Linked DNA regions of Homo sapiens: region 1 is linked to region 2. Evidence: read pairs that join two places in POLR2A ChIA-PET (ENCODE). Cell type or tissue: OCI-LY7. All regions are shown on one strand. Each heading gives the region's core, and the rest is flanking DNA. Links, peaks and the distances in the headings are about the cores only. Region 1 has its middle 68 kb from the start of ALOX12. Region 2 has its middle 22 kb from the start of TEKT1.

What was found. Peaks named below come from ENCODE experiments on the same cell type or tissue, not always from the same donor. Only the 100,000 strongest peaks of a DNase experiment are listed, where the experiment ranks them.
Region 1: POLR2A ChIA-PET joins it to region 2 with 5 read pairs; 5 of 35 experiments call an interaction of 5 or more read pairs at or near these places.

Annotation. Positions count from the first base shown.
Region 1 is chr17:6,923,460-6,932,546 of GRCh38, forward strand. It overlaps the pseudogene SPICP3. Among named protein-coding and RNA genes, the nearest start is that of ALOX12, 68 kb to the right of the region's middle. In OCI-LY7, for the core only: no CTCF peak of the experiment used is centred there; no DNase peak of the experiment used is centred there.
Region 2 is chr17:6,848,762-6,857,848 of GRCh38, forward strand. It overlaps the pseudogene ALOX12P2. Among named protein-coding and RNA genes, the nearest start is that of TEKT1, 22 kb to the left of the region's middle. RefSeq lists an enhancer at 5,017-6,216. In OCI-LY7, for the core only: CTCF peaks have their summits at 5,133 and 5,335; DNase peaks (open chromatin) are centred at 4,860, 5,120 and 5,490; H3K4me3 peaks cover 3,874 bases; H3K27ac peaks cover 3,207 bases.

The sequences.
Region 1 (9,087 bases), core at 738-8,737, 75 kb after region 2:
TTAGCAACATGGAAAATGCTTATGATATAATATTAAATGAAAAAAAGGATGACAGGTATCTGCTCAGGGTAAAAAAGAAGATAAATGGGGAGAGAAGGAGGAAGTGAGAGTTGGCTTCCTCCTACCTGTCCCACCTCGTCTCAACTCCCTGATTCCATTCTTGCTGATGCAGCCGCCCAAAGGAGTATCTGCCACTTTATTTCCTGCCAGTTCAAATCCCATCCCATCAGCTCTCATTAAGAAACCCTTTCCGGCCGGGCATGATGGCTCATACCTGTAATCCCAGCACTTTGGGAGGCCAAGGCGGACGGATCACCTGAGGGCGGATCACCTGAGGAGTTCGAGAGCAGGCTGGCCAACATGGTGAAACCCCGTCTCTACTAAAAATACAAAAATTAGCCGGGCATGGTGGCGGGCACCTGTAATCCCAGCTACTCAAGAGGTGAGGCAAGAGAATCACTTGAGCCCAGGGGGCAGAAGTTGCAGTGAGCCAAGATCAAGCCATTGCACTCCAGCCTGGGTGACAGAGCAAGACTCTCTCTCAAAAAAAAAAAAAAAAAAAAAAAAAAAAAAAAGAATAAGAAGGAATAGAAAGGAAGGCAGAGTACTGATGACATCTGATCCAGCCACACCTTAATCCTATTGACCTCAGACTTAGCTCTATGAGCCAATAAATCCCCTTCCTACTTTATTTTTGAAATTGTAAATTGATAATTTATAATTAAATTTATGGGATACAAAGTGATGTTACAATTTATGAATACAATGTGGAATAACTAAATCAAGCTGGTTAACATATCCAGTACCTCAAATACTTAACATTTTTGTGGTGAGAACATTTGAAATTTACTCTCTTGGCAATTTTGAAATGTACAATACTCTATTATTAACTATATTCACCATGCTGTGCAATAGAACTCAAAAGTATTTTTAAAATCCTCCTGTCTGACTAAAATCTGATGCCCTTTGATCACCATCTCTCCCTTCCCCACAACCCCCAGCCTCTGTAACCACAATTCTACCTTCTGCTTCTGTGGGTTTTAGATTCCACATATATGTGAGAACCTGCAGTACTTGCTTTCCTGAACCTGACTTAATTCACTTAGCATAATATTCTCTAATTCCATCTATGTTGTCACAAATGTCAGAATGTCTTTCTTTTCTGTTGTTGTTCTTGTTTTTTTTGTTTGTTTGTTTTTTGAGACTGAGTCTCACTCTGTCACCCAGGCTGGAGTGCAGTGGTGCGAGCTCGGCTCACTGCAACCTCCACCTCCCCGGTTCAAGTGATTCTCCTGCCTCAGCCTCCTGAGTAGCTGGGATTACAGGCACCCACCACCATGCCCAGCTAATTTTTATATTTTTAGTAGAGACGGGGTTTCACCATGTTGGCCAGGCTGGTCTCGAACTCCTGACCTCAACTGATCCATCCATCTCGGCCTCCCAAACTGCCAGGATTACAGGTGTGAGCCACCATGCCTGGCCGAGAATGTCTTTCTTTTTTAAGGCTTCATAGTATTCCTTTCTGTAAGTATGCAACATTGTCTTTATCCACTCATTTGTTGATGCACAGTTAAGTTGATTCTGTAACTTGCTATTGTGAATAGTGCTGCAATGAACATGGGGTATAGACATCTCTTCAACAAACTGATTTTAAACCTTTTTGGTAAATACCCAGAAGTGGGATTTCAAGATCATATGGCAATTTTATGTTTAGTTTTTTGAAGAACCTCCATACTGTTTTCCATATTGACTATACTAATTTATATTCCCACCAACATTGTACAATTGTTCCCTTTTCTCCACATTCTTGACAACATTTATCTTTCATATTTTTGATAAAAGCCATTCTGACCAGTATGAGATGATGTCTCATTATGGCTTTAATTTGCATTTCCCTAATGATTAGCAATATCGAGTATTTTTCATTATATCTGTTAGCCATTTATATGTATTCTTTTGAGAAATGTCTTTATCTCTGGAATGCAAGGAGGGTTCAACATATGCAAGTCAATAAATGATATGCCACATTAACAGAATAAATGACAAAAATCATATGATTATCTCATCAGAAGCAGAAAAAAATTGACAAAATTCAACATCCCTTAACCATAAAAACAATCACCAAATTAGGTATACAAGAAAGGTAGCTCAACAATAAAAGCTATCCAGAGATGCTGACAGCTAACAGTGACTCAGCAGTGAATAACTGAAAGCCTTTCCCCCAAGATCTGGAACAAGACAACAATGCCCACTCAACATGGAATTGGAAGTTCTAGACAGAGCAATTAAGCAAGAAAAAGAAATTGGCAATAGATTTAACCAAGGAGACAAAAGACTTATACAACGAAAACTATAAGGTGTTGATGAAATAAACTGAATAAGACACAAATAAATGGAAAGATATTTCATGTTCATGGTTCAGAAGAACTAATATTACTAAAATGTTATACTACCCAAAGTGATCTACAAATTCAATGCAATCCCTATGAATATCCCAACATCACTTTTCATAGAAATAAAAAAAAAATCCAAAACTTCATATGGGGCTGGACATGGTGGCTTACACCTGGAATCTCAGCACTTCGGGAGGCCGAGGTGGGAGGATCACCTGAGATCAGGAGTTCGAGACCAACCTAGCCAACATGGTAAAACCCCATCTCTGCTAAAAATACAAAAATCAGCCAGGCATGGTGGCACTCACCTGTAATCCCAGCTACTTGGGAGGCTGAGGGACGAGAATCACTTGAAGCTGGGAGGCGGAGGTTGCAGTGAGCCTTGATTGCACCACTTGCACTCCAGTTTGGGCCATAGAGTGAGACTCCATCTCAAAAAACAAAACAAAACAAAAATTCATATGGACAACAAAAACCTCAAACAACCAAGGCAATCATGAACAAAAAGGACAAAGCTGGAGGTATCACACCACCAGATTTCAAAGTATACTACAAATCTATAGCAATCAAAACAACATGGTATTGGAAAAAAAAAAAAAAAAAAAGACAGACACATTGACTAATGGAGTGGAATAGAGAGCTTGGAAATTAACCTACTACTATACAGTCAATTGATTTTCAACAAAGGTACCAGAATACGCAATAGGAAGAGGACAGTCCCTTCAATAAATAGTGTTGGGAAAATGAAATTTCCACCTGCAGAACAATAAAATTGGACCCTTATCTCACACCATATATAGAACTAAAAATCAAATTAAAATGAATTAAAGATTCAAACGTAATACCAGAAACTCTAAACTTACTGGAAGAAAACACAGGGAGGAAAAACTACATGACACTCTCTGGGCAACGGTTTTTTGGATGTGACCCCAAAAGCACAGGCAACAAAAGCAAAAATAGACAAATCAGATTACATCAAACTAAAAAGCTTCTGCATAGCCAATGAAACAACCAACAGCATGCAGAAACAACTCACAGATTGGGAGAAAACAGCTGCAAGCCATACATCTGACAAGGGATTAATATCCAAAATACAGAAGGAGCTCCAACAACTCAATATTAAGAAAACAAGAAACCCAATTAGAAAATGAGCAAGGGACCTGAATACACATTTCCACTAAAGTTTTTAAGACATAAACATACTTTGGCATAAACACTGTATTATATGCAATTACTTTTTGTAAATAATTTTTGTAAAGCCATCAGATATATATCCAAATGATTTTTCACCTGAGTGTAAGACAGGAAAATGTTTAAATTAATACATAAATCAAATCATCTGCACTGGCATTGTTAACCTAGAAGAAAGTGGCTGCATAGAGAATAGTAAAAGCAAGGATATTTAGTCCATACTTTCAAATGGGGCTTGATGATTTGAAACAACAAAGTTGTTCACTGGCAGAATTTCCCACCAAGTCTGTATAAATTATGTGCTATTTGATAAAAGATAGCCTGAATGAAGCTAATTTTTTTATCTTCAGTATTTGCTTTAAGAGAAAAATCCTGAAGCTTGTAGGGATTTCTAATGCCAAAAAAGATGATGAAATGGGAGAGTATATTTAGCAATCATGGTGACTAAGCTCATGGTAACTGGCATATGTAAAATTTTAGTTTGCATTCCAATTACTTAAACTGAGATGTTCTTGATCAGTTGAACATACTGTGAGTAGACGATCTCTTTCTCAGAGAAACAAGATGGAGAGATCTTCAGAGAATGGCCCCACTGAAGCTCATTGGTAAATGAGCTTTCTCCAGATTTTGTTGATTTCCTGAGTTTTTCCATAATTCCTCAGTTCCCTGGCCATTTTCTGATAGACCATGGTCTTCCTATTGCCCTTTCTTATTCCTCAAAGTTTGGCAAATTTTTCTTCATTTTTTGATACAAACTGGAAACTGCCTTTGGTTTTATCTACTTACTGAATGCAGATGCCATCTTGGGATTATACTGAGATTTGTGAAGTTATTCAAACAGTCAGAGAAGCTTCCCGCCTTGTCCTCCCTGTTGCTGGAAAACAGCAGACTGCACCAGCTGGCTTTCAGTTATGTTCCACAAAGATCAATGAATGGTTCCTTCAAAATAGAAGTCTGCAGCATTATTTATTAAAGTTCTCCAATTATAAATAGATTCCTCTGTAAGCAACATTCCATAGCAGTTGGAATCTCCTCTGACATGGGTACAATCACTGATGAAAACCAGGTAAGTTTTGAAGATCTCCAGTTGAATGTTGCCTCAGTACCTCAAAAGCATCTTCAAATGCTTGAGCCAGCTTGTCTCGTTCACACAAGTTATGCTTCACTAATAAACTGATGATTCTGTCCATCAGTGCCCAATCTAGCATGTACTTGTAGATGTGGAGATAATCTTCCCTCCTCTGAAACACACATCTGCACTCCCCACCACCCACTTTAATTTTGTTAAAGCAGTTTTGAGTTGGGTTTCTGTCATCTGCAAAGGAAAAAGTCCTGAGTCATTTATACCTAAGAATCAGATAATTTAAGTAACAGGCTCTAACATATGAAAATAGCTGAGATAGTGTGGGGTGCAAAACAGAGAGGAGATAATTATTCCCATCCCTAAATAATATTTGAAAAGTTTTGTTATACAGTAGAAATGCAACTGGCTATCCAATGATTTGTTAAATCTTTGGACTCAGCCCCAAGAAAAATAGCAAGATATTGAACATTACTTGTGGCCTCAAATAATATTATATGAGAAAAGCAGAAGTTCAGTCCAAGCTATACTATCTAAAAGCAGAGAGGGAATAATGAAACTTCATTTTTTAGAAAAATCTTTATACCCATACCTTGCAATCCTTGAGGACTGGGAGTCAGAATTTGAAAAGGCCAAATTCTGCATCCTAAGCTAAAATTTGTGAAGACAAAAGCAAAGAGATAAAGAAATACCATACTAAAATATTGGGAAAGAAATTGAAAGGGACACAACAAAATGAAAAGATATTCCAGATTCACGAACTGAAATACTTAATATTGGTTAAATTATAATACTACTCAAAGCAATTTACAGATTAAATGCAATCCAATTACATTCTCTACAGAAATAGAAAAAAATCTTAAGACATATATGGAACCACAAAAGACCCCAAATAACCAAAGCAATCTGAGCAAAAGGAACAAAGCTGGAGGCATTACACTACCTGACTTCAAATTTTACTACAAAGCTATAGTAACCAAATCAGTATGACACTGGCATAAAAACAGACAGAATAGACCAATGGGACAGAATAGAGAACGCAGATGTAAATCCACACATTTACGGCCAGCTCATCTTCAACAAAGGTACCAAGAACATATAATGGGGGGAAGGATAGGCTTTTCAATAAATGGTGCCAAGAAAACTAGATAACTATATGCAGAAGAATGAAACTGGATCCTTCTCTCTTACCATATACAAAAAGCAAATCAAAATTGATTAAAGATTAAATCTAAATCCTCAAACCATGAAACTACTAGAAGAAAACATTGAGGAATCACTCCAGGACATTGGTCTGGGTGAAGATTTTTTTATGTCAGATCTCAAAAGCATAGGCAAACAAAGTAAAAATAGACAAATGGGATTATTTCAAGCTAAAAACTTCTGCATAGCAAAGGAAATAATCAATAAAGTGAAGAGAAAACCCACAGAATGGCAGAAAATATAACTAACCACCTGAGACGGGGTTAATAACCAGAAGGTATGGGGAGCTCAAACAACTCAATAGCAAAAACAAACAAACAAACAAAAACAACATAATCCAATTTAAAAATGGGCAATAGATCTGAGTAGACATTTCTCAAAAGAAGCCATACAAATGGCCAACAGGCATATAAAAAATATTCAACATCACAAATTATTAGAGAAATGCAAATCAATGAGATATCATCTCGCCCCAGTTAAAATGGCTTTTATCAAGAAGACAGGCAATAACGCAGGCTAGCGAGGATGTGGAAGAAAGGGAACCCTTGTACACTGTTGGTGGGAATGGAAATTAGTACAGCTACTACACAGAATAGCTTGGAGGTTCCTCAAAAAACTAAAAATTGTGCTACCATATGATCCAGGAATCCCACTCCTGGGTATATCTCCAAAAGAAAGGAAATGAATATATCAAAGAGCTATCTGCACGCCCATGTTTATTGCAGCACTATTCACAATAGCCAAAATATGGAATCGATCTAAGTGCCCATCAACGAATGAATGGCTAAAGAAAACGTGGTATATATACACAATGGAATATTATTCATCTGTAAAAAGGAATAAAATCCTGTCATTTGCAGCAACATAAATAAAACTAGAAGTCATTATGTTAAGTGACACAAAGAGACAAATACTACGTGTTCTCACTCATATGTGGAAGCTAAGAAAAAGTGGATCTCATGAAGGTAGAGAGTAGATTGGTGGTTACCAGAAGCCAGCAAGGGTAGCAGAAGTAGGGGATTCAAAGAAGTTGATAAATCAATACAAATATAAAGTTGAGAGAAGAAATAAGCTCCAGTGTTCAACAGATGAGTAGGGTGACTATAGTTTACAAAAACATACTGTACATTTCAAATTAGAAGAGAAAAATTCAAACATTTCTAGGATAAAGACAAATATTAAGGTGATGGATATCCCAAGTACACTGATGTGATGTATACAAATTATATGAATGTATTAAGTTATCATGTGTGCCCTGAAACTATGTAACTTATTATCCATCAATTTTTTAAATTGTTGAAAAAATGATTAAATGAATAAATAAAATATTGGGTCTTGGATGAGCCAGAAAATTTGGGAAGTCTGATTCTCTCTCAAATATTATATTCTAGGTATTCTTTGCCAGACAAAAGCATCATATCCCTTATAAAAATGCATCCAGTAGGTTATAATCTTGGGGGAAATGCCACATTATTTAGCTTCATTTTCCCCTTCAAGTCTTTCACATTGTTCAAAGCAGACAGCAAAGTGAAAGCATTATTTTGGGAGATGGGGAAAAGCCAGAATAGATTATTGGCAAGAAATAGAAACCACAAGATGAGGATCAAGAGTCAAGGTCCAGGTTTAGACAAGATCTCTGGATGTGGTTATTATGCCACAGAATCATCAAATGTCAACTGAGGTTTTAAATACTGCTTAAAAATGCCAAGCCTGGAAATAGGTGCCTGTAATTCTTCAGTCCTTCAGTAAATACCCAGGCTATTAAAGTAGGTAATTCCCAGGAATGAAATCCTCCTTGCACCTCTCTTAGGGGTGGCCATGGAGGACACAAAACACAGATATTTATCTTTGGAAGAAGGAGGTAGAACTGTTTTTGAAAATATATATAAAGTATAGTTGTGTTTGGAGAAGCAGAGGCATTTTTGAAACTATATGTATAATTAGAATGGTATGTGAATATATATACAACCAAAGACAAAGGGGTAAAATGGGGTAAAAATCTACTATTATTCACTATACGGCACTCATTCTCAACTACCTTCTCAGATCTAAACTCTACTTTTCTGTAGAGAACCCCTTCCCTGTGGTTAGGACAGGGCCAACACTGACTTGCCACCATGACGACATCAGTGGGTACATGACCTAGACTCAGCAAATTATGCTACCCATAACATCGGCTACCATGATCATTTAAGATCTGGACATGAAATCTAAACTAGGTTCTCCCTGGACATTTTCTGAAAGGTATTAGAGAGTGGGTGTAGTGGCTCACACCTGTAATTCCAACATTTTGGGAGGCTGAGGTGGGAGGATTGCTTGAGCCCAGGAGTTCAAGACCAGACTGGGCAACATAGGGAGACCTTGTCTCTATGAAAAACAAAAAAATTAGCTGGAGGCCGAGGCGGACGGATCATGAGGTCAGGAGATCGAGACCATCCTGGCTAATATGGTGAAACCCGTCTCTACTAAAAATACAAAAAAGTTAGCTGGGCATGGTGGTGGGCGCCTGTAATCCTAGCTACTCGGTAGGCTGAGGCAGGAGAATGGTGTGAACCCGGGAGGCGGAGCTTACAGTGAGCTGAGATCTCGCCACTGCACTCCAGCCTGGGTGACAGAGCGAGACTCCATCTTAAAAAAAAAAAAAAAAAAAAAAAAATTAGCCAGGCATGGTGATGCACACCTGCAGTCCCAGCTACTCAGGAGGCTGAGGTGGGTGGATCACTTGAGCCTGGGTGGTCAAGGCTGTGGTGAGCTGTGATTGCACCACTATACTCCAGCCTGGGCAACAGAGCAAGACCCTGTCTCTAAATAAATAAATAAATAAATATAAAAGTAATTTTTTATTATACATTAAGTTCTGGGATATATGTGGAGAACGTGCAGGTTTGTTAACATAGGTATACACGTCCCATGGTGGTTTGCTGCACCCATCAACCCGTCATCTACGTTAGATATTTCTCCTAATGTTATTCCTTTAAAATGGAAGGTATTAGGAAGATTTCTTTCCACTGTCGGTCAGGAATGAGATGGATGTGGTGCTACTGAAGGTCGCCTTGCCACTCTGTAGTAAAAGAAACCTCTGCAACGAATTTGAGGAAATCACAGCTGACAGATGTAAAGAGGACACAGAGCCCTCCTCACATTGTTAGAATTCCTGGAACTAAACAAATCACTCCTTTTACCTTCCAGCTGTGTAAGCCTCCTCCTCAAAAAAAAGAA
Region 2 (9,087 bases), core at 567-8,566:
AACATTTAAGTCTGCTAAAGCTGTGCCCACAGCTGCCCCTTCCCCAAGGTGCTCTGTCCCAGGGAGATGGGAGTTTTATCTATAAGCCCCTGACTGGAGCTGCTGCCTTTCTTTCAGTGATGCCCTGCCCAGAGAGGAGGAAACTAGAGAGGCAGTCTGGCTACAGCGGCTTTGTTGCACTGTGGCGGGCTCTGCCCAGTCCAAACTTCCTGGTGGCTTTGTTTACACTGTGAGGGGAAAACCGCCTACTCAAGCCTCAGTAATGGCAGATGCCCCTCCCCATACCAAGCTCGAGCATCTCAGGTTGACTTCAGACTGCTGTGCTGGCAGCAAGAGTTTCAAGCCAGTGGATCTTAGCTTGCTGGTCTCCAGGGGGGTGGGACTCGCTGAGCAAGACCACCTTGGCTCCCTTGCTTCAGCCCCCTTTCCAGGGGAGTGAAAGGTTCTGTCTCACTGGGGTTCCAGGTGCCACTGGGGTACAACAACAACAACAAAAAACTCCTGCAGCTAGCTCAGTGTCTGCCCAAATGGCCACCCACTTTTATGCTTGAAACCCAGGGCCCTTGTGGTGTAGGCACCTGAGAGAATCTCCTGGTCTGCTGGTTGCAAAAACCGTGGGAAAAGCATAGTATCTGGGCTGAATAGTACAGTCCTTCATGGCACAGTCCCTCATGGCTTCCCTTGGCTACGGGAGGGAGTTCCTGACCCCTTGCACTTCCCAGGTGAGACGACGCCCCACCCTGCTTCTGCTCACCCTTCGTGAGCTGCACCCACTGTCTAACCAGTCCCAATGAGATGAACTGGGTACCTCAGTTGGAAATGCAAAAATCACCCATCTTCCTCATAGGTCTCGCTGGGAGCCGCAGACCGGAGCTGTTCCTATTTGGCTATCTTGCCAAGTTCCCCCTCATTTTCTTGAATTACAGCTTTTAGTATTCTTTCTGATCCTTTGCTTTGGTTTTTGTTCATCTTTCCGTTGTGCTTTTGTTTTGTGTAATGATATTATTTTGCCCTTTATTGTCTCTTTTCTTATAGTAACTTTGTATGGGATTTGACTTCACTACTTTTCTACTGCCATTTTTATGTGAATTTTGTTTTCCATGTTAATAAAAAGAAGCTTGTTCAGATAACACATCTAACTTCTTGGATCCCCATCCATTTTTGTTCTTGTAATGTTCAAAAACATGATGGCCTGCTTTTGGAGATTTCCTGGCTTTGTTTCCCCACCCTGTGCTTTTCTGGATCTTTTCTTTCATTTATTTCAGTTGAGTTTTTCCAAGGGTTTCTCTGAAGTGTTCCGCTCCATCCTGGAAGACAGCCTTGGCTGACCAGTTTCAGGAGTTCCCGTAGGTCCTTAGATCTTATCAACTGTGCCTGGCACCTACTTGCTATTACAGTGGTGATAGGCTTTGGATCTGTGTCCCCTCTAAATATCATATCAAACTATAATCCCTATTGTTGGAGGTAGGGCCTGGTGGGAGGTGACTGGATTGTCGAGGAGATTTCTCATGAATGGTTTATCACCATCTCCTTGGTGCTGTTCTCGCGCTAGTGGGTGACTTCTCCTGACATCTGGTCGTTTAAAAGTATGCGACACTGTTTTAGTCTGTTCTTGCATTGCTATAAAGAAATACCTGAGACTGGGTAATTTATAAAGAAAAAATATTTAATTGGCTCATGGTTCCACAGGCTGAACAGGAAGTATGATGCTGGCATCTACTTGGCTTCTGGGAGGCCTCAGGAAACAAAATCATGATGGAAGGTGGAGGGAGAGCCACATGGCTGGAGCCAGAGGAAGAGAGAGAGAGGGGAGAGGTGCCACACACTTTAAAGCAACCAGATCTCATGAGAACTCTATCATAAGAACAGTACCAACGGATAGTGCTAAACCATTCACGAAGGATCCACCCGCATGAGCCAATCACCTCCAACCAGGTCCCATTTCTGACATTTGAAAATTACAACTTGACACAAGATTTAGGTGGGGACACAGATCCGAACCATATCAGGCACCTTCTCCCCCTCTTCCTTGCTCCTGCCTTCAGGATATGATGTGCCTGCTCCCCCTTTGCCTTTTTCCATGATTGGAAGCTTCCTGAGGCCTTCCCAGAGGCAGAAGCCACTATGTTTCCTGTACAGCCGGTAGAACCATGAGCCAATTAAACCTCTTTTCTTGTAAATGAGCCAGTCTCAGGTATTTCTTTACAGCAGTGCGAGAATGGCCTAAAACAAATGGGCATGTTCCCTCCTAGTTCCAGCTGTTGTTCCCAAATTGGCCTACTACAATTTTACCATTTTCAGGTTTGTCATATGTCCTGTTGTTTTCTTCCAAGTTCTCTTGCACAGGTGAGATGTGGATAACACATAGGTCTTATGGCTGTTGGTGGTTTGTCCTGTTTTGGAGTTTGCAGGGATTACTTGTCTAGCTTTTTGTAAATGTGATTCATGAGTATTTGATTTTGCTATCTAGTTCTGTCTGTTTTTATGTGGATATCCAGGAAGATCCAAATTCTATGCTGCCTCCACTGAAACTGTCTTCCCAGAAATGTATTACTTTTTGTCATTAAAAAGGAGGTATAGGAAGATTAATCTATGCACTGCATTTGGAAAGGTGTTTGTTTGTTTGTTGTTTATTTTTAGGTTGCAGTGATGGCAGGGAGCCAATGTTGATTTCTGATATGGGAGGATGATGATCAGAGCTGGTCATCTGAAAGATTAACTTGGCAGAAGTTTGAAGATTGAAGAAAAGTAGTGGAGTGAGAAGGCCAATTCTGACAGTACATCAGCAGTCCAAATAGGAGATGATAATGAGGGAAAGGTGAGTGGGAAGGGCAAGGAAAAGACAGCTGTGGGGAATTCAATAAACGCTGAATCAGTGGCTTGGTGGTGAGGGAAGGATGAAGAAGAGTTAGAAGAATCAGAATTGACTGAAAATTTGTAGGATGAATGTCTAGGGGAATAATATTACCCAAAACACCAGTGTAGATGAGGAAAATGATATGGTGACAGTAATAATGAGGGGTCAGAGGGAGAGCAGTGACTAATTTTTTTTTTTTAATTTGCATTTCACTAGCTGGAGGTACCTCAAGAAAAAGATGTTGTGTGTGAATGTGCAGGGCTGAGGGAAAGGTCCATGCTAGACACACAGATTTGAGAGTCATCTGCAAAGTATACTCCAGGAAAGATAGAACAAATGGCACTATATATCCACAGAAAACTTAGAAACACTATTCCTGAAATAAAGATTGCCTTTGCTCATTGAAAATGTTCACAGTGTTTCAAGTTAACAACTAGTAAAGGACCAAGAGCAAGAACTATCCTCAGGAAAATACTGGCTATAAAAAGAAAGACCTGAAGCTCTATGTGTACAAGTGGTGCTTGTAAATTTTTCTGAGTAGTCTGGTGGTGATTATTGGGGCATCCCCAGATATTGATATTTGGAGATATTTTCTCTGGGGCAATTCAGAATTTTTTTTTTTTTTTTTTTCGAGTTGGAGTCTCGATCTGTCGCCCAGGCTGGAGTGCAGCTGCGAGATCTCTACTCACCACAAGCTCCGCCTCCCGGGTTCACGCCATTCTCCTGCCTCAGCCTCCCAGGTGGCTGGGATTACAGGCGCGCCCGCCACCACGCCCGGCTAATTTTTTTGTATTTTTAGTAGAGGCGGGGTTTCACCATGTTAGCCGGGATGGTCTCGATCTCCTGACCTTGTGATCCGCCCACCTCAGCCTCCCAAAGTGCTGGGATTACGCCACCATGCCCGGCCCAGAATTTTTTTTTAATAGATTATTCTTCCAATTGCCTGAATTCAGAACAACACCTGGCTCCTGATGTTCTAGGGGCAGGGAGCGGGAAAAAGGATGGGGCTTCACTGTTCATTTTGCAGACTTTGACGTTATCCCCATTTTACGTTATCCCCCAATCGAACTGATCTCTGTACCTAATGCTCTAAGTTCAGACCCTCTTCATTTCAGTTTCTCCAGAGAATAAAACTCTAGGGTCTTGACAAAGGTGTATCTTCCGTGCAAGGTGGGGTATGTGGGTTGGGCATTGTTCCATATATAGACTTTTAGCCAGTCCTGGTATTTCTCACTTTCATGTATTCTAGGAAACGGGTAACTCCAAGGCTTGGATCTTTGGGGGGTTCTCTGAGAGCTCTTTGTCTTGGTACTTACTGGTATTCCCCCTCAACGCATTTTAGGGTATAGCTTCTAATAAGTAAAGCTGGAATCCATTTCTCCATCTGTGTTAGTCTGTTTTGCATTACTATTAATATAAAGGAATACCTGAGGCTGGGTAATTTATAAAGAAAAGAGGGGCCTCCCACTTTGGGAGGCTGAGGCGGGCGGATCATGAGGTCAAGAGACTGAGACCATCCTGGCCAACATGGTGAAACTCGTCTCTACTAAAAATAAAAAAATTAGCTGGGCGTGGTGGCACGTGCCTGTAGTCCCAGCTACTCCGGAGGCCGAGGCAGGAGAATCACTTGGACCTGGGAGGCGGAGGTTGCAGTGAGCCCAGATCGCATCACTGCACTGCAGCCTGGCTACCGAGCGAGACTCCATCTCAAAAAAAAAAAGAAAAAAAGAAGAGAGGTTTGTTTGGCTCATGATTCTGCAGACTGTACAAGAAGCATGTCACTAGTATCTATGTCTGATAGGGGACTCAGGAAGGTTCTACTCATGTTGAAGGGTGAAGGGGAAGCAGGCATGTCACACGGTGAGAAAGTGAGCTAGAGAGATGCCAGGCTCTTTTAAACAACCAGCCCAGCTCTCACGTGACGTAATAGAACAAGAACTCACTAATTACCAACGGGAAGGCACCAAACCATTGAGGAGGGATTTGTCCTCATTACCCAAACACTTCCCACCGGGCCTCACCTTGAACGCTGGAGATCAAATTTTAACATGGTATTTGGTGGGGACAAACCCTATCAGCAGCTGCTTTTAATATTTAAAAAAATATTTTGAGAGAGGGCCCACAGACCCTCTGAAAGAAGCAGACTGCTCCTGCAGGACCCGGGGGACACCCCAAATACTGTGAGTGCCCCAACTGCGGAAGTGGGAAAGGGAGACCCTCCTTTCCGGAACACACACCCCCTACTGGAGAAGCTGAAGGTCTGCTTCCGGGAGATGCTCCCGACTTCACCTGGAGCTGAGTCAAGTTAGAGAACCGGACCAAGCGAAATACAGGGGCAGAGGAGGCAGCAGGGAGGCCCTGGGAGCTCTTTGAATCCCCAGGTAGCCTATTCCTGCCTGGCACCACTGGGATTCATCAGGAGGGAGGCCAGAGGAGCAGGAGGTAAAACCCTACCGGGAGAAGGACTTCCCTAGCTGAATTTTGTAACAATTTGAGTGGGGCGAGAAGCCTCCTGGCCGGAACTTGGGGGAGGATGCGGATCTGGCTTGCAGACTTCACAGGTGGGGGAAGAACTAAAGCCCTTTTCTTTCACAGGTGGGAGGCGGAAAGCCTCGGGCAAGTTTTCAAGCCCGTCCTCTGTCTGGAAACAGACTCAGAGGTGTTGCAGGGGACACGGTGGGAGTGAGACCAGCCCTTCGGTGTGCGTGGGATCTGGGGGAGGCCTGTGACTGCCGGCTTTCCCCTGCTTCTCTGACAACCTGCATGACTCAGCAGAGGCAGCCATAATCCTGGAGAGCCCCGGTTTAAGATCTCCAGGTGAAGTAGATTTTTATTGTAAGTAACTCCTGTACTTTTTAAGTTGTGAGACATGCATTCAAGGTTGAATTCTGAAATCATGTCTGAATTAACTTCACTGGAGTCTTCTGTTGCCCTTATAGAGTAGGGAATTCTCATAGTTCTGCTAGTAATTGTTTTTTGAGGGGGCAGGTGTGGTCTAACAAGGAAAGGCTAGAGAGCAATTAGGACCAAGGGAAAGACCTTGGGCCATGGAAGGTTGAGTTCTCTGAAAGTTTTAAAAATATAAATATGTATTTTTACTCTAGAGATGCGGTCTCACTAAGTTGTCCAGGCTGGTCTCAAGTAATCCTCCTGCCTTAGCCTCCCAAAGTTCTGGGATTACAGGAATGAGCCACCACACCTGGCCTCACCTCAGAACGTTTTGAAAATTTTAGTTTTGTCTGTTTGCTTGTTCAATCATTCTGCATGACTGGATATGGTGAGGATCATGTAATTTGGGGGACAGAGGAAGAACTCTTGGATTTTTTTGGATGACTTTACTGGTGCGATGAGTTCCCTGGTCACTTGACAGGGCAAGTAGAATTCCTCAGGAGGGGAAAATTTGTTCTAAGAGAACAAACAGTTGCAGCTGTGGGCTTCTTACGTGGAAAAGCTTCTAGTCAATAAGTGAACATAAAAACAATGGCCAGGGCATATTAATAACACTGACTTAGGAAGTTGAATAAAATATCTTTGCCAATAGAGAAAGAGTCCTGCTAGAGGTGGCTCTCTTCCTCGTTCTACCTTTATAACTTTTCCAGGATTCTGTTGTTGGCAGATATTCCAAGTAAGGAGTGAAGTTTCCCCACAAATGATGATGAAGGCATTGAGTCAGTATTTTCCCATGATGAAAAATTTTGTGAAGACTGAACTTCAGGTCAGGGACGAAGGAGAGCCCAAGTAGCCTTCTCAGTGTCTTCAAAGCCTATCTTTGGACTTTTTGGTGGGTAAAACATCCACCTTGTTTTCAATTAGCCTTTTCATCTTCAGGGGCCTTTAACTGAGATATTTTAATGTCCTCAAATAGAGGATAAATTGGCAAACTGAGTAGGTTTAATATCTGGTCTGATTACAGTGGGACTGGGACAGATTTATAAACTGCTACTTAGCATACTTATCAGCTGAGCTTCCCCTTGCCTTAGGGGTCTATTGCCCATATAAGCTTCTATCTTGAGTATGGCCAGCTCTTGTAATAATAAGGCCTCTAGGAGGTTACCCACATTTCCCATTTTAAACTAGTAGTCACAAATTCCCTGGCTTTCCACAACAGGTCAAAGTCATGTAATACCCTAAAAACATATCTGTTATCTGTGTTGATGTTAACTCTTTGATTCTTAGCTAAAGTGTAGGTTCTTGTGAGAGCCACAAATTATTCTATCTGATATAATTTGCACTGGGTAAAGCCTCATATGTTATGGGACTGTGGATATATGCAATGGCATATTCAGCCTGGAAACCTCTTTCTGAAGTCAGAGGTATGAACTATCAACAAAGAAAATGAGATCTGGATCTATAAGAGGTACTTCAGAAAGATCAGGACGGGGAAAGGTTAGAGCTTAGGTGGCTGAAATACAGTCATGGTGGTTGTACTTCAGTTGGGAGAGAAATGGTAACAAGGTTAAGATTTTGGTAATGGTGAATAGTAATGTGAGAAGGAGCAAACAAAAGGATCTCATAAGAGGTAAGGTTAGAGGTTGAAAAACGTTGGGGGTTCGCAGTCAGGACAAAGATGTGAACCACTTGGGCACAGAAGTGTGCGAAGTATGACCTAGCACAAAATCAACTGTGGCTTGAATCAAATTTGCTGTTGCCATGACAACTCAGAAGCAAGGAAGGAAGGCTTGAGCTATAGGGCCTAGCAAGAAGGTAAAATATCCAATGGGCCTCAGGCTCCTTTTGTATTTCTGAGACAGGACATCTAAAGTATGTTCTCTCTCATGAATGAATAGGCAGAAGGGCAAGGAGTAGTTGGGGAGTCCCAAGCTGGGGGAAGAGGAAAGGGAGGTTTTTAAAAGGATCCAATACTGTTATAGAGGTTAATTCTCGTTCTAGGGGTTCAGACAAGGAATCCACATTCTACAATAGCCAACCAGTCTGAGAAAGTCCAGGAGTTGTCTCATTGTTTTAGATAAAGTGTAATTAAGGATGCTTTTCATACATCTGGAGACAAAGTTTTTCCCTTACAGGAGATGTCATGTTTTAGAGAGTGAAACTGAAAATAGGAAAACTAAGGATAGTGAAATTATATTTTGTCTCTTGAAAACAATGTCCCTTTTAAGTCAGATCATCCAAAAGGTATCGAGTATCTGCCAATAAATTATCAAATGTACTGGAGCAAAGAAGGTGGACATCTACGTATTGCATGACGATGCAATTACAAAGGAAAACCAAATCCTTTAAATTTGCATTTTTAAAAATATTAAACATTTAGGTTCAGGGGTACATATGCAGGTTTGTTACGTAGGTAAATTTTGTGTCATAGAGGTTTGGTGTACAGATTATTTTGTCACCCAGGTGATAAGCAGGTTTCTTGATAGGTAGTTTGTTTTGATCCCCACTCTCCTCCCACCCTCCACCCTCAAGTACGCCTCAGTGTCTGTTGTTCCCTTCCTTGTGTCCAGTTATAAGTTAAAACACGTAGTCTTTAGTTTTCTGTTCCTGCATTAGTTCGCTTAGGATAATGGCCTCCAGCCCCATCCATGTTGCTGCAAAGGACATGACCTTTTTTTTAATGGCTATGTAGTATTCCATGATGTATACGTACCACATTTTCTTTATCCAGTCTACCATTGATGGACATTTAGGTTGATTCCATGTCTTTACTGTTACGAATAGTGCTAGGTGAACATATGTGTCCACGTGTCTTTGGGGCAAAACAATTTATGTTCCTTTGGGTATATACCCAATAATGGGATTTCTGGGCTAAATGGTAGTCCTGTTTTAAGTACTTTGAGAAAATGCCAAACTGTTTTCCCTAGTGGCTGAACTAATTTACGCTCCCACCAGCAGTATATAAGCATTTCCTTTTCTGTGCAACTTCTCCAGCGGCTGTTATTTTTTGCGGTTTTATTAATAGCCGTTCTGACTGGTATGAGATGGTACCTCAGTGTGGTTTTGATTTGCATTTGTCTGATGATTAGTGATGTTGAACTTTTTTTCATACGCCTTTTGGCCCTATGTATGTCTTCTTTTGAAAAGTGTCTGCTCATGTCCTTTGTCCACTTTTTAATGGAGTTGTTTTTTGCGTGTTAATTTGTTTAAGTTCTTTATAGAGTCTGGATATTAGACTTTTGCCAGATGCATAGTTTGCTAGGCCGTATGTTTACTGGGTTAATAGTTTGTGGGGTTTTTTTCTGTATAGAAGCGCTTTAGTTTAATTAGGTCAGTTTGTT